5 separate regions of the Homo sapiens genome follow, and regions 2, 3, 4 and 5 are each linked to region 1. Evidence: chromatin contacts called from ENCODE Hi-C data. All regions are on one chromosome and are shown on one strand. The core of a region is the stretch at or near the end of the contact, and the rest is flanking DNA. Distances in the headings are between cores, read along the strand shown.

What was found. A loop is a pair of places that touch in the nucleus more often than their neighbours do. Pooled maps may share reads with other maps.
Region 2: a map of CD4-positive, alpha-beta memory T cell shows a loop between it and region 1 (7-fold over the local background). The contact joins the promoter of GNG5 here to the promoter of ZNHIT6 in region 1. A Hi-C loop is called at or near these places in 1 of 168 maps with a recorded cell type or tissue (CD4-positive, alpha-beta memory T cell), 1 of 37 single-sample maps with no recorded cell type and 11 of 50 pooled maps.
Region 3: a loop to region 1 is called in a pooled map, with 7 times the contacts of the local background. The contact joins the promoter of RPF1 here to the promoter of ZNHIT6 in region 1. A Hi-C loop is called at or near these places in 6 of 50 pooled maps.
Region 4: a pooled map shows a loop between it and region 1 (7-fold over the local background). The contact joins the promoter of PRKACB here to the promoter of ZNHIT6 in region 1. A Hi-C loop is called at or near these places in 5 of 50 pooled maps.
Region 5: a loop to region 1 is called in a map of naive thymus-derived CD4-positive, alpha-beta T cell, with 7 times the contacts of the local background. The contact joins the promoter of SAMD13 here to the promoter of ZNHIT6 in region 1. A Hi-C loop is called at or near these places in 1 of 168 maps with a recorded cell type or tissue (naive thymus-derived CD4-positive, alpha-beta T cell) and 11 of 50 pooled maps.

The regions. Positions count from the first base shown.
Region 1 is chr1:85,707,183-85,709,882 of GRCh38, reverse strand. ZNHIT6 (zinc finger HIT-type containing 6) reads left to right here and starts at 1,450. Exons shown (of 10, transcript NM_017953.4): 1 at 1,450-2,254. The coding sequence starts at 1,599. RefSeq lists enhancers at 527-1,359, 1,298-1,657, 1,360-2,193.
Region 2 is chr1:84,505,147-84,507,846 of GRCh38, reverse strand. GNG5 (G protein subunit gamma 5) reads left to right here and starts at 1,266. Exons shown (of 4, transcript NM_005274.3): 1 at 1,266-1,411; 2 at 1,546-1,836. The coding sequence starts at 1,756. It overlaps SPATA1 (spermatogenesis associated 1), which reads right to left and starts at 1,461. Exons shown (of 14, transcript NM_001397487.1): 1 at 1,429-1,461. RefSeq lists silencers at 1,541-1,620, 1,871-2,000.
Region 3 is chr1:84,477,947-84,480,646 of GRCh38, reverse strand. RPF1 (ribosome production factor 1 homolog) reads right to left here and starts at 1,381. Exons shown (of 9, transcript NM_025065.7): 1 at 1,138-1,381. The coding sequence starts at 1,365. RefSeq lists enhancers at 805-964, 1,160-1,720.
Region 4 is chr1:84,142,939-84,145,638 of GRCh38, reverse strand. PRKACB (protein kinase cAMP-activated catalytic subunit beta) reads right to left here and starts at 1,368. Exons shown (of 10, transcript NM_182948.4): 1 at 1,091-1,368. The coding sequence starts at 1,277. RefSeq lists a silencer at 1,300-1,349.
Region 5 is chr1:84,300,303-84,303,002 of GRCh38, reverse strand. SAMD13 (sterile alpha motif domain containing 13) reads right to left here and starts at 1,295. Exons shown (of 4, transcript NM_001134663.2): 1 at 1,202-1,295.

The sequences.
Region 1 (2,700 bases), core at 201-2,700:
CAGTTGGCAGATGAAAAGATGTTCAACATCATTAGTCATTAAAGAAATGTAAATTCTCAATGACGTACCCCTACACATCTATAATCAAATAACTGATAATACTAAGAATTGGCCGGGATGTAGAGAAATAGGAACCCTCAGCCAGTAGGAATGTAAAATGGTATAGCTACTTTGGAAAACAGTTTGGGCATTTCTTTAAAAATTAACATAAATTTATATGGCCCAGCAATTCCACTCCTAGTTATTTACTTAACGGGAAATGTAAACATGTCCACACAAAGACTTGCATATGAATGTGGAAGCAGAATTATTCGTAATAGCCCAAACTGGAAACAAGCCAAATGCCCACCAACTGGTACATGCATGAAAAAACGTGCCACATTCATACAATGCAATGTTATTCAGCAATACCGGGCATTAGGCACTTTCGCCTAATATATTTATGATGTTCTCTGAGAGAATCCTGCAGAATGCTGGGAATGGGGAATAGCCTGACGCAGGCTGTTACTTAGAAAGAATGGAAAGAAAAATTAATGCCCTCTTTCCTACTTGAAACCCATCATGATTCCCAGTTATACACTGAGTTTGTGTCTGTCACTGACAGTTGATTCCTATGCATGATCTCATATTATCTTCGCAATGACACTGGGAGATTTATATTAATAATACCATGCTCCCTAGTTTATAGCTTCAAGAAACTAAAGCTTGCAAAGGTGTAACATCAGGTGTGTCCTTTTTCATACAAGATTGGATTTAATGGTTAACACAGATAAGGGTGGGTTTTCCCATTTCCAGAGTGTAAGGGTTTCGCTTCTCTCCCTCTGCCGGTCTCCTCCACTGTTTACACCCAGTAGGGCGTGGAGGGTGGCCTAGGGTGTGGCCCAGGAGGCTTCCCTAAGGGAAGGGGGTGGTGGAAACCAGGCGGTTTGAAGCCCATCAGGATTCCCAGTTATATATCGAGTTTGTGTCCGTCACTGCTAGTTGATTTCCATGCATGATCTCATATAATCTTTGCAATGACACTGGGAGATTTATATTAATAATACCATGGTCCCTAGTTTATAGCTTTAAGAAACTAAAGCTTGGAAAGGCCTAATAACATCAGGTGTGTCCTCCATTTTCATGCAAGATTGGATTTAATGGTTAACACAGATTAGGGTGGGTTTTCCCACTTCCAGAGTGTAAGGGTTTCGCTTCTCTCCCTCTGCCGGTCTCCTACACTCTTTACACCCAGCAGGGCGTGGAGGGTGGCCCAGGGAGTGGCCCAGGAGGCTTCTCTAAGGGAAGAGGGTGGTGGAAACCAGGAAGGAGACGAGAACCCCAGCGGGCAAGTCACGCAGTTACGCTTGTTCGCCCAGAGAATCCGGCAGGGCCTCCGCAGAGCCGTAAAGAGCTCTACAAGTCGTGAAGGGGCGAGGCGCAAAAGCGTAGCTTTACGGCGATTCGAGCAGTCGCGTCAAGCAGGCTATTCCGGGTTTGTGGCTGCTTGGCTCCACACGTGGGCCGCCGTAGGTATTCCGACCGGTAATTCCTCCTATTGGTGTGCAGCAGCCACATTGAAGGATAGAGTGGCAGCAGAGGCCAAGGATCGTGAGTTGATGGAGTTTGCTGCTGAAAATGAAGGGAAGTCTGGGGGAGGTCTCCACAGCGTAGCTGAGGGGGTGCGGCTAAGTCCAGAGCCTGGCAGGGAGGGAGTAAGGGACTTAGCAGGGGCGGAGGAGTTCGGCGGCGGAGAGGAGGGGACAGGGCTGACAGGGATAAAGGAGATAGGGGATGGAGAGGAAGGAAGTGGACAAAGGCCAGAGGAAATACCGATGGACCTAACGGTAGTGAAGCAGGAAATTATAGACTGGCCAGGTACAGAAGGCAGGTTGGCTGGCCAGTGGGTAGAACAGGAGGTGGAGGATAGGCCTGAGGTGAAGGATGAGAACGCAGGCGTATTGGAGGTGAAGCAGGAGACGGATAGTAGTTTAGTGGTAAAAGAAGCGAAGGTGGGTGAACCAGAGGTAAAGGAAGAGAAGGTAAAGGAAGAGGTAATGGACTGGTCAGAAGTGAAGGAAGAGAAGGATAACTTGGAGATAAAACAGGAGGAGAAGTTTGTTGGTCAATGCATAAAAGAGGAATTGATGCATGGAGAGTGTGTAAAAGAAGAGAAGGATTTCCTGAAGAAAGAAATCGTGGATGATACAAAGGTGAAAGAAGAGCCTCCGATAAATCACCCGGTGGGCTGCAAGCGGAAACTGGCCATGTCAAGGTAGGGCATGGGGGATTCCATTTAGGGGAATAAAGCTGTGGAGTCCTCATGTCTAGAGTGAAGGAAACCACACTATCAGGAGAAGGTGGAATAATGAAAAATGAGCACAAGTTTGGGTTTCTGGAGTCAGACGGCGTTCGCGGGGGTGGGTTGGGAAGTGGAGGGTGTTGTACATGACAACACAACAAATTCAGTGAAAATACATGAAATTAGTAGTGTCCAATGGGTAATGGTCAAGTTAGGAAAGTGGAAATTCTGGGGACCAAAAGATCAGTTGGAACTGGATCTGGCTTGACTTAATATGCTCTTTACTCGGTATTCCTTTGAGAGAGAATAGAGATGAGAAAGTCTAATAAAACTAACAATGACAAAGTAGATTAAGTTAAAACTAGGCAAAAATACACTTGACCTCAATTATCAAGCTTCTTCATGGGTGCTGTGAATAT
Region 2 (2,700 bases), core at 17-2,516, 1.2 Mb after region 1:
TTTCGGCCTAAAACACTGCTTATTCCTCAACAGTCTCCCTCACAGAAGTAATTATTGGACCATATATTCCCTAAAATCTCTTCCAGCATTAACATACCACGGTTCTAAGAGTTCAGTGATATATTTTACAACTACTGTAAAACAGATCATTCTTTGAATAGATACTTGTGTTTAATCTTACAAATCTGTAAAGTATGAATGACGTTTTAGCATTATACAGTCAACAAAGCACCAAAGGTGAAATAATTACAATACCTTTTGGGAAAAGACAATATTTATTGAGATAGCTTTCACATTCTTTTTACATATAATGTCATTTCATTCCGAAAAACAACTCTACGAAGCTGTATAATTTACTTTGAAATAAGGAAATAAAGCCTCAGTAACTTAAGTGGCTTGCCCAAGAATACCGTAAGTAGCAGAGCCAGAATTCAAACCCTGGTTTTAACCCCAATCATTACATCCGTATGAATTAAGTAAAATGCTAAACTTACGATGTACATTTTTGCGAACTGATATAAACTGTTGAGTAAATAAATTAGATTTTGTTGACCAGTGCAATTACACATGCTTCCCTAATAAAAAATTTGAAATCCATTAATGATAAAATTATTAACATTAATGGAAAACATCAGCGCATTCGGAGATTGACTACCCGAAAAGAAATAGGAAACATCTGCCCTTAGTGCTGTGACATAACACACATATTTCCGTGGATGAAAGAAAGACCTACTGGCTGAGCCTATTTTGTTTGGTTAGACCCTACCCTCTCTCCTAAAAACTCCTTTGGTACTCAATTTCAAGCAGGAGGTAATAAATTACAACGGAAATACTAAAGAGCAAACTTTCCGGAAACACAAAAATAAGTTTTATTTTAAAAAGTACAATAAGCATTAATTCTCCAGAGTAAATGGGTAACCGAGCAGACAGGTGTAATCTTCAGCCAGCACCTTGGCTTCTTCACAATCTCCTTCAGAAAAACCGATTCAAGAGCTAAGAAGCCAGTAAAGTCAAACCTCGAGAAGATCCCTTCTCCAGCGAATCAGCGCCCCTGCTCCCCGCCCGCCCGGCTCCGCTGGGTACGCGACAGCGACCTCCGCGCCTGCTCTCCGCCTCGGGTCAGCGGGGCTGGGGGTTGGGGGTGGAACTGAAAATGCCTGTTGGCCAAACTCGGGTCACAGAGAGACACGCCTGTACGGGGCGGGGGTGTGCGGGTGACTCACGCCGGGTGCACAGTAGCTCCTACGCCTCACCCAGTATCTCCCCTCACTTCCCTCAACCCTTCCCACAAACTGGGAGGAAAACTGAGACCTCCTGGTCACCCGCCGCCGGGCCTTTTAGAAACTCCCACAAGCTCTGCCTTCCCTCCCTGGTCCTCTTCAGACCCCCTCTTAGTTCTTCGCGGCTAACGGTAAGCTCTCTCCTTACCTCTCCCTAATCGGCCCCTCTGGAGAGGAAAAGAAAACTTAAGAGTCGGGTCGCGCTAGCCTCCAGCAGCCGCCGCGCCCACCGACTGCTCCGCCCCTTCTCCTCCCCCTCCTCCAGGCTCGCGCTCGGGGCCGGGTGTGGAGCTGGAACAGAGGGCTGGCAAGGCGCGCATGCGCACCGAGGGTGGAGCCGCTGAGCACAGAACCGGAAACTTAGAGACAAAGTTCGGAGCCCCGCCCCCGCCGCGCGCCGCTGAGTTGTCTGGCCCCGCCGACCCACGGCCCACGACCCACCGACCCACGAATCGGCCCGGCCGTCGCGTGCACCATGTCTGGCTCCTCCAGCGTCGCCGCTATGAAGAAAGTGGTTCAACAGCTCCGGCTGGAGGCCGGACTCAACCGCGTAAAAGTGAGCGGGGGCGGGCGGCCGAGGCGGGAGGAAGGCGGCGGCGGCGGGTGGGATCCGGCGGCCCAGCTGGCGGGGGCGGGCGGGACACGCGCCGGCCCTCGCTTCCCCTGGAGAGGACGCGCGCTCAGCGGCGGCGATCGGGGAGCGGCCAGCTTTAGAGCAGGCGCCGCGTGGGTCTACGCTGTGTTTTAGGGGGACGATTAGTTCGCCCTTCCGCCCCAGGACTTTCCGAGGCGGGCTGGCCCCTGGGTTGAACCGTGGCCGACATTCCGGTCCTCCTCCGTCTCTACCTCCCTTGGCAGCCTTCTCGGCTGGTCTCACCAACAGCTGCGCCTCCGCGCGCTGTCCGCACCCTTCCTTTCCCACTTTGCCAGCCTCCTGTTTCTCATCGGACAGGGTATTTTCCGACTTTTGATTCAGAGCAGACTTTTCTCCCATTTGATCTTTCCCAAACCTACTTCCTTTAGTATTAAATTCTTACCTTCAACTTCTCTTGTCCGTTGAACACATACTTTTAAGCGAATTATTGCATAACTTAAACTGTGGATTGAATAAGCATTTTTCGAAACGATCCTGGAGTGTAAAGTTCCGGTCAGTGCCCCGTACAACCTCGAACAAAGCGTGCATTTCATACCTATGGCACAGTTTGCTCATATTTGACCTTGGGGATATCGACTGGTCCGCATGCCGGAGAAAATGATTATTGTGGGTAATTATTGGTCTTATTTTGGCGTCTGGTTAGTATTGGCCTTGTCTTGGGGTACTTTGGGAGAAAAAGCCTTTTGTCTGTGTTGATAGAATAACTTGACATTCAAGTGCTGTTCTAAGTATTTCCTGATTTTTACAGTCCTAAATGGATTGGCT
Region 3 (2,700 bases), core at 132-2,631, 1.2 Mb after region 1:
TGGTTTCCACTGTGTTTTGTTTTGCCTAACTGGTGGCATCCTAAAGACGACCATGGTTATGCTGCTTGCTTCTCTTGAAAAGCACTAAAAATAGGAATGGGAGCTGAGTTTTCAGGTTGTTTTCCATAAAACCATCACCAGTTATTCACATATTTTATAATCAAAATATACTTCTAAAATTTAGTAAGAGCTTGCAAGGTGGCTTAAGATTATCTGTATTTGTATTGTCAATCTATATATTCTTCTGGAGATTTCTAGATAGAATGCTTGACAAAATAAAAAATATTCTTTTTTCCCCAGCACCTACTGATCCTCAATCCACCAGGTTTCAGATTAGAAATCATAGCTCCAATAAGTCTTCCAGGACATCCCTCCCCAATACGTGCATACCAGAATGAGTTAAACGCCCCTTGTATGTATTGAAACAGCACCTTGACACTGAACATGAGTAAGAACCAGTCCCGGGCCTCAGAAGGGCCAGTAAGAGGAGGCAGACACATAATAATAATATTGTGTGAACTTCTACGATGTGCAAGAATAAGCAAACGTTTTCTTCCAATTGCAATTTAACCAGAAATGAGCACTGCGACCTTGACAAGTCGTTTAAACCTCTTTACGTTTCAGTTTGTTTACCTACCAGAAACGTATAAGGATAAAGCTGAAAAGAACAAATACAATTACCAGAAACTTTACAGTACTAATTTCGGTAAGGAGCTCCTGCAGGAATCAGAGAAGCAGTATTTTGGATTTATTACGTATTGCCTCCATTTCAGATTCTGCAAATTAACCAACGCTACCTAGACGGACCAAAGGGCTGAGACTTTTGCCTTCTGGGCCAGGAGGGCGTAGTTTTCACTACTAAGCCAACTGGCCTTACAGCTTTCCTTGTGAATCTAGCGTCCCAGGAAAGAGCCTATCAAGATAATCTTCCACCTTGACGCTCAGGCAAAAGGCTGAACCTAGAGTCTCCAAACTAGGGCGAGGGGACCAGAACACGTGGGCCGCGACGCCACCCTTCCCACGGAGCCACAGAGAACACTTTTGAGACCAGCAGACAACCACAGATGTGCGCCCCGCGACCGCCCTAAGCGTCAGGAACAACGCGCAAGCGCCCGGCAGCCCCCGCCTCTCGCGTACCTTCCGCTGCTGCTGTTTCCACCGCGTGAACATTAAGTGTCGCCGCTGTTTGTTTTTAATCTCCGAAATGCTAAAGCCTGGCGGAAAGGCAGCCGCTTTCGGGGGTTGGACCCCGTTTTCCGTCGCCCCATCCCCAGCGCCTGCAGCCTCCTGAAGTTCTTCGGCAGCGGCTTTCCGTTTTAGACTTTTCTTCCCGCTGCTGCTGCTCTTATCCCCGGCTTTCGCCATGGTCTTGGCTCCTTTGCTTCCGTACGGAAACGGAAATAGCCTTCTCCTGTGACCCCCTTCCTTAACCTTTTACTTCCGGGGTCGCAAAGTTTTTGACGCTAGATGTGTTTTGTGAGTTTTAGCCATTCAAGAAAATAGTAAAGCTGAGGCTTGAGGAAACTTTAGGCAGTTTGCCCAGCTGTATAAAGAGTGAGATGATGAGTTTGGGCACTCCTTGCGCATCTATGTGCCCAGCCCTCAAAATAATGGAACAACAACAAAAACCGTGCCTGGATTAGTTTACGTTTTACTTGAGGGAAACCTAAAATGAGCATACAAATAAATTATGGTGAGCTACAGAGTAAGACATGGTATGGAAAAAAAATAGAACAGGATAAAAGAAGATGAAGAGACATTCATCTTTTTGAGACGGAGCCTTGCTTTAATGCCCAGGCTGGAGTGCAGTGGCACGATCTCCGATCACTGCAAACTCCTCCTCCTGAGTAGCTGGGACTACAAACACGTGCCACCATGCCCGGCTAATTTTTGTATTTTTGCAGAGATGGAGTTTCACCATGTTGGCCAGGCTGGTCTTGTACTCTTGATTTCAGGTGATCTGTCCGCCCTGGACTCCCAAAGTACGTTGCAATTTTAAATAGGATTCTCAGAGTAGGCTTCATTGAAAACGTTACATTGAGCCAAGGTTTGAAGGAGGTAATGGGCTAAACTAGTTATCTGAGGGAAGAGCTGTTAATCTGAGAAAAGCTGGTTATCAAGGAGAAAAGCTGTCCTGGCAAAGCAAACAGCCAGCTCCAATGCTCCTAGTCAGTAGCAAGCCAGGAAAGGCAAGAAGTGTTGAGATTGGACAGGTGGTGTAGAGTTTTGTAAGGACTTTGGCTTTTATTTTATGTGAGATGAAGATCTCTTATAGAATTTTGAGGAAAAGAATGGTATGATCTTAACATCTTAAAAGTATCAGGCTGGTGCAGTGGCCCATGCCTGTAATTTTAGCACTTTGGGAGGCCAAGGCAGGAGGATTGCTTGAGCCTGGGAGTTCAAGACCAGCTTTGGCAACACTGTGAGACCCCATGTCTACAAAAAGTAAAAAAATATATATATCTGTTTGGGCATGGTGTACATCTGTGGTCCCAGCTACTCAGGAGGCTGAGGCAGTAGGATCCATTGAGCCTGGAAGGCTAGGTTGCAATGAGCCATGTTGGTGCCACTGCATTCCAGCCTGGGTGAGAGGGTGAGACCCTCTCAAAAAAATAAATAAAAATAAAGTAAAAGCGTCATTCAGAATCTTCTTTTGAGAAGAGCCTATGCAGGGGCAGGGTGTGTGGAAGAAGGGAAGAA
Region 4 (2,700 bases), core at 119-2,618, 1.6 Mb after region 1:
GCACAAATACATGTTCTTCCTCAATCTCCCAAAAATAGTTTGAAGAATGTAAAAAAATTTCTGATTTAGTAAAAAATTAATTCAAATAAGCTTCTATAACACTGTCAAGGTGCTGTATAAACCTAGGAGTAAATTTTGTAAGCCATTCTTGATTTTGCTGTTGTGGTTGTTAAGCTGAGTTTTCTTCCTTAACTGCTACCAAATACATAAACAGAAAGAGTCAAACGCTAGTGCTATTTGATGATCAAACAAACACACCAAAGAGGGCAAAAGTTTCAAGGGTAATTCTATTGTTCCTCTAATTGGAGTCACAGAAATACCTTGAGGAGGGTCCAAGGTGAGATGTAGAATGGCGGCACTAGTATTGTTTATATGTGCAATTTATCTTTTAGAGTGTATGGCACCAAAAATGGTTCCCCAGCACCATTTTAGCAAAGCTGCAAGTTCAAACATTTTAACATGCCTGAAAGAATGTGATTCATGCATAACCAACTTTTCCTGCATTTGAGTCATATGTATAAATAACATAAAATATAATTATAAAGTTTTTGATATCCATAATGTTATAAGTGTAAGAATTTAGATAGAATAATTATGTTTTATTTTAGAAATTCCTGTTTGTAAAACTGAAATAACTTTCTCACATGCATTTAAAAATAAAACCATGGCAAACACAATAGAAATGTAATTATAAATTCAAGAGTCTTGTTGCCCCTTTCAAAGTTTAAAGCTTATAAATACAAGACATTTTAAGAAGTAAACAGATGGTTGTTTCTGAAACTTAAGTATTTCATTTTTATGTAAGAACAACAAAAAAAAGTACATTAGAAATGATGTAAGAATTTTATAGAAAATCTTGTCACTGATATTGAACTTAGTCAAAAATAAAACCATACAATGATGAAAGCTGAATGATTCAGCTCAACTTATAATCAAGTTTTTATGGAATTCTTTCAACTTCATCTTGCAAAATGTCCTTGTGAAAATCAGAAAACAACAAACAAAAGAGGGTTCTTTATGTTTGATTGTAAAACTCCAATTACCATTTTAGTTGCTAGTTATAATGTATCATTTAAAAAACAAAACTTACTTGATCTGTCCCATAAGGCAGTATGTTCAGAGAAATGAAGGCTGTCATTTTCCAGAGCTGTTTTCTGATCATGTGCAGTACCTTTAGAGTGTCTATGAAATAACCGGCTAGCAAAACCTTCCAATTTCTGAAGAGCTGTAGTTGTACCTGTATACTGGTTACAAGGTGGTTCTCTATAAGCTGCCATTCATGTGCATTTACACTTTACTTAATGTAACTGCAAATGTTTCCAGAAGGAGCTCACAACTTCTTACACAGAAGCTAAGAGCTATGCATGTGTCAAACTTCCTGTTTGCAGGGTATTCAAACCACTACTGCTGTTCTGTTTCCTGTTAATATAAAACAGCACATTACTGAGCTTTTCTTAGCAAAACACTTTTCAGCTAGAGTTGAGGATTTTAAAAACTTGCAATATCTGCCTAAAAGGCTTTATGTTTGGGTGTTTTAATATTAATATATAGGCTAATGAGAGCATTAAATATAAAGCTTTATATATATAGTAGGCTAAACATTCTTTAAAAAGAAAACTAGTTAAACATGTATGACAAGTCTATGCAAACAACTGAAGGCCAAGCTGTCCTCCAAACACAACATGCTAAAGACAGGTTGTATTTTTTCTAGGAAATCAACTAATATACAGATTTTATGAATCCTTATAAGCAGCTAACTTTTCATAAAAAAAAACTAGTATGAAATGGGTATGAAAAAACTCTTGCAAAACAAATTTATAACACGTATAAATAAAACAATGTGAAATAGCACTTTAAAAAATTGAATGTTTCTAATTCATTGATTTAGGCCTAATACATACAGGAACTACATACACTTAGTATGTCAGTATTGCTTATCAAACTTATAATCTGCTGACATATGTCTATTACCAGGGGTACATTTTAAAACATTCTAAAATTTGAAAAGAACAAAATACAAGATTTAAATTATATAAAATCCACCATAGCAAGAAATTTCAATTGAGAGAAAAAAGTTCCTTCTAGTTGGCTGAGACATGTTAATTTTAAAACCTTACCACTGAAGACTACTACTTACCTAAACCCCTGATTTAGTGATCTCACTTAGAAACACCTCTCTATTTTTTTTTAAACGTTGTTTCACTCTGTCTCCCAGATTGGAGTGCAGTGGTGCGACCTCTGCTCACTGCGACCTCCGCTCCTAGGTTCAAGCGATTCTCGCCCCTCAGACATCCGAGTAGCTGGGATTATAGGCGCGCACCACCATGCCCGGCTAATTTTTGTATTTTCAGTAGAGATGGGGTTTCTCCATGTTGGCCAGGTCAGGAGTTGTCTCAAACTCCTGGCCTCAAGCGATACGCCCGCCTTGGCCTCCCAAAGTGCTGGGATTACAAGTGTGAGCCACCGCGCCTGGCCAAAACATCTCTTTTGATTAAAAGTAAGTAAAACTTGCCTTGTCAATTTTCAGGAAAGAAAGTAACCTGTGGCATTTAACAAAAATTTTGAGTACTTGTTTTTTTGACACTAAAGGATAAGAAATTTCCGTGGTTCTCTTTGGAAGCAGAGGGGAGGGGAGGGAAGGGAAGGAAAGGAAAGAAAGAAAAAGGTCTATCTAAAACAATCTATCTAAAAAAATCTTAC
Region 5 (2,700 bases), core at 46-2,545, 1.4 Mb after region 1:
TCTGTACTGGCACTCCCTGCCTTGACAATAAGCATTTGCAAATGAAATTGAATCCTCGTTGAAAACAAGTGCTGTGTGAACTGGCACAGCTTCTTCTGGGTGCCTAGCTCTCACTTAAGACACTGCAACTCATAAATGAGTCAAAGTAGAGAAAAACAATCCCCCTTTTCCTGCCCCCCTCCCATTATGGGCTTTGATTTGTTTTTTCTTATTGTGTTTGGTTTTTTTTTTGTCCACTCCCCCTTGCTCCTAGATTTTTTCATTGCAATGCAGAAGGACACTTAAAGCTTTTGTCAGCAAGTATTCCCCTACCTCACATTCTCAACGAAAGCCTCAAAAACCCGTCTGTGAGATGGCCATGCTGTGGTAAAGCAGGAAGCTCACAAAAAATGCCAGATAGCCCTTAGCACAGAAAGGTGGTGCTGGTGTGTGTGTGTGTGTGTGTGTGTGTGTGTGTGTGTATGTGTAAGAAAGAGTAGGTAACTCATTAGATTTATGAAAAATCATCAAAACATTTAAGGAGATATTGTAGCATCCATCACTCTGTCTTTTTGTTTAGTAGGATGAGGGCTGTGGAAAATTAAAAGCCTTCCACAATTAATATGCAATTAGCAAAATGAAAAAGCTACGAACAAAACTGCTTTAAGAAAAAAAAAAAAAAAAAAGGAAGAAACAGTCCCGAAACGTGTTTGCTCTTATTCAGCTGAAGCCATAAATTAAATACATTTCCACTCAAATCACTTTATACTTCGGCACTCCTTCTCTAGGGATTACTCTGACATGGCAAGTGCATCATTTAGTATATTCGCAAGATTTTATCACTGTTAGAGAAGTAGATGATTAACAAATAACACTGTAAGTGTGGGATAATTTTCACTCCTGAAACACACACATACACACAAACTTCCAGCTGCAAACCACTTAGATCATTGATAGAGAAATCCAACATTTAATATATATATATAGATATTAGCATACATTCACACACCGTTAGAGAGTAGACAGGAAGATAGTGCTGCTGCTCCATGCTAACAGAATATGATTTCACTTCAGTTGGAAACTGTTACACATTCACCATTTTCTAAGCATCTCAGAAAACAAAACAAAACACTCACAATGATACTCTGCAACACCACACTACATTGTCTTATTATTATTACTATTATTTTCTTTTCTGTGGAAGAGTAAAAAGAAAACCTACCTATAAGCAACTAAAAAATATCATTTTTTATAGGCTTATCAAGAACAGCCAAAGAAACCCCAATGTTTTCTTTCACAAAGTAGGCTGGCAAAGGAATTCAATAAGGAGGTACAATTTGACACAGTGAAATAAAACCAGGCTGGCTCTCAGCCAACATGACGTTAGGAATCACACACAAGCTGCACCAACTGCCTTCTGGTTCATGGCTGACTTTTTAAAGCTACAGTGTGCCTGTTCACTTTTGCTAACTACCTTCAGCACAATTAGTGCAAGAAATGAGTAAGGAGTCCAAAACCTGCAGAATTCTCCCTGCACCTGTCTTGTACAAAGAAAAACAAGCTGTCTCAATAGCTTCTTATTTTCTCCCTCCCCTTCATTGTTGCTGCATGATAGGTCTTAGCTGTTGTTCTGAGCATGAATGTCATGTTTCAAACTATTTCCTTTTCTCCCCAGAGGGAAAAATAAGAGTGAGAAGCCAGTGCTTATGGGCTATAACCAGAGAACACTCGGAAGCTGCAGTCCCATGTTACTCTTTTTTTCCTAATAGAGATTCATGGACAAAGTTCCCAGGGCTGGCTTTTAAGTAATCTCTTTGTGAGAATAAGGAAAGCACTGCCCAGCAGCAAATCCTTTTACTTCATTATGCAGGAAGTAACATATTTCGGAAAGGATGCAAAATAGATGACCAGATCTCCTGAAAACGCCCACATTCTTTTATTTTGGCATTTATCCTGCCAAATGAAGCCAGCAAAAATTCAAACTGAAACAAACAAAACCTTATTCTACAAAACGAAAACAATTAGTTCTGGGAGGTTTAATTTTAACTGTTTATCCCAGTTGGACAAAAAGCATAATTCAAGAAATTTAACCAACACTTACAATCTATGAGTACCCGGTACTATATTAGTTACATATGAATAGAAAGACATTATGCCCACCCCAAAATTCATAGTCTCTCCCGCCATCATCCTAAATACCAAATCAGAAAACTGGGAGGTGGAGCAGAGAGGCTGGGCAAGATCTTTTGTTTAAGTTACCCTGGTCATTCTCACAGTTCCCTTGCTTGGCTTAAACCACTTTTCCAGGAGAATAATCTCATCCCATTAATGTTCTGCACATACACAGAAAACATACATGGTTGCCTCTTCATTGAAATAAACATCAATCAACATTTGGACACTTTTAGGTCAAGATGGTCAACAAAACCACTCAAGACAGGGCACAGAACACAGGTTCCCCAGAAAGATCCTGGAAAAAGTTATCACTTGCTGTAATATCCTGTAGAATTCAGGTAGAATCTGAGGAAAAAGCTGCCTGCTTCCCTTTTTAAAAATAATCTTTTAGGACATTAGGAGATTACCTTTGATCTAAATTTGGAACCTGAATTTCAAGGTCAAAAAATTTGTTCTTTACTTATTCCAGGAATTATATTAGAAATTTTTGACTTCCTTGAAGATCAGTGCCAAGAAAGATTTCAAATATTTGCCATTGCTCCCTTG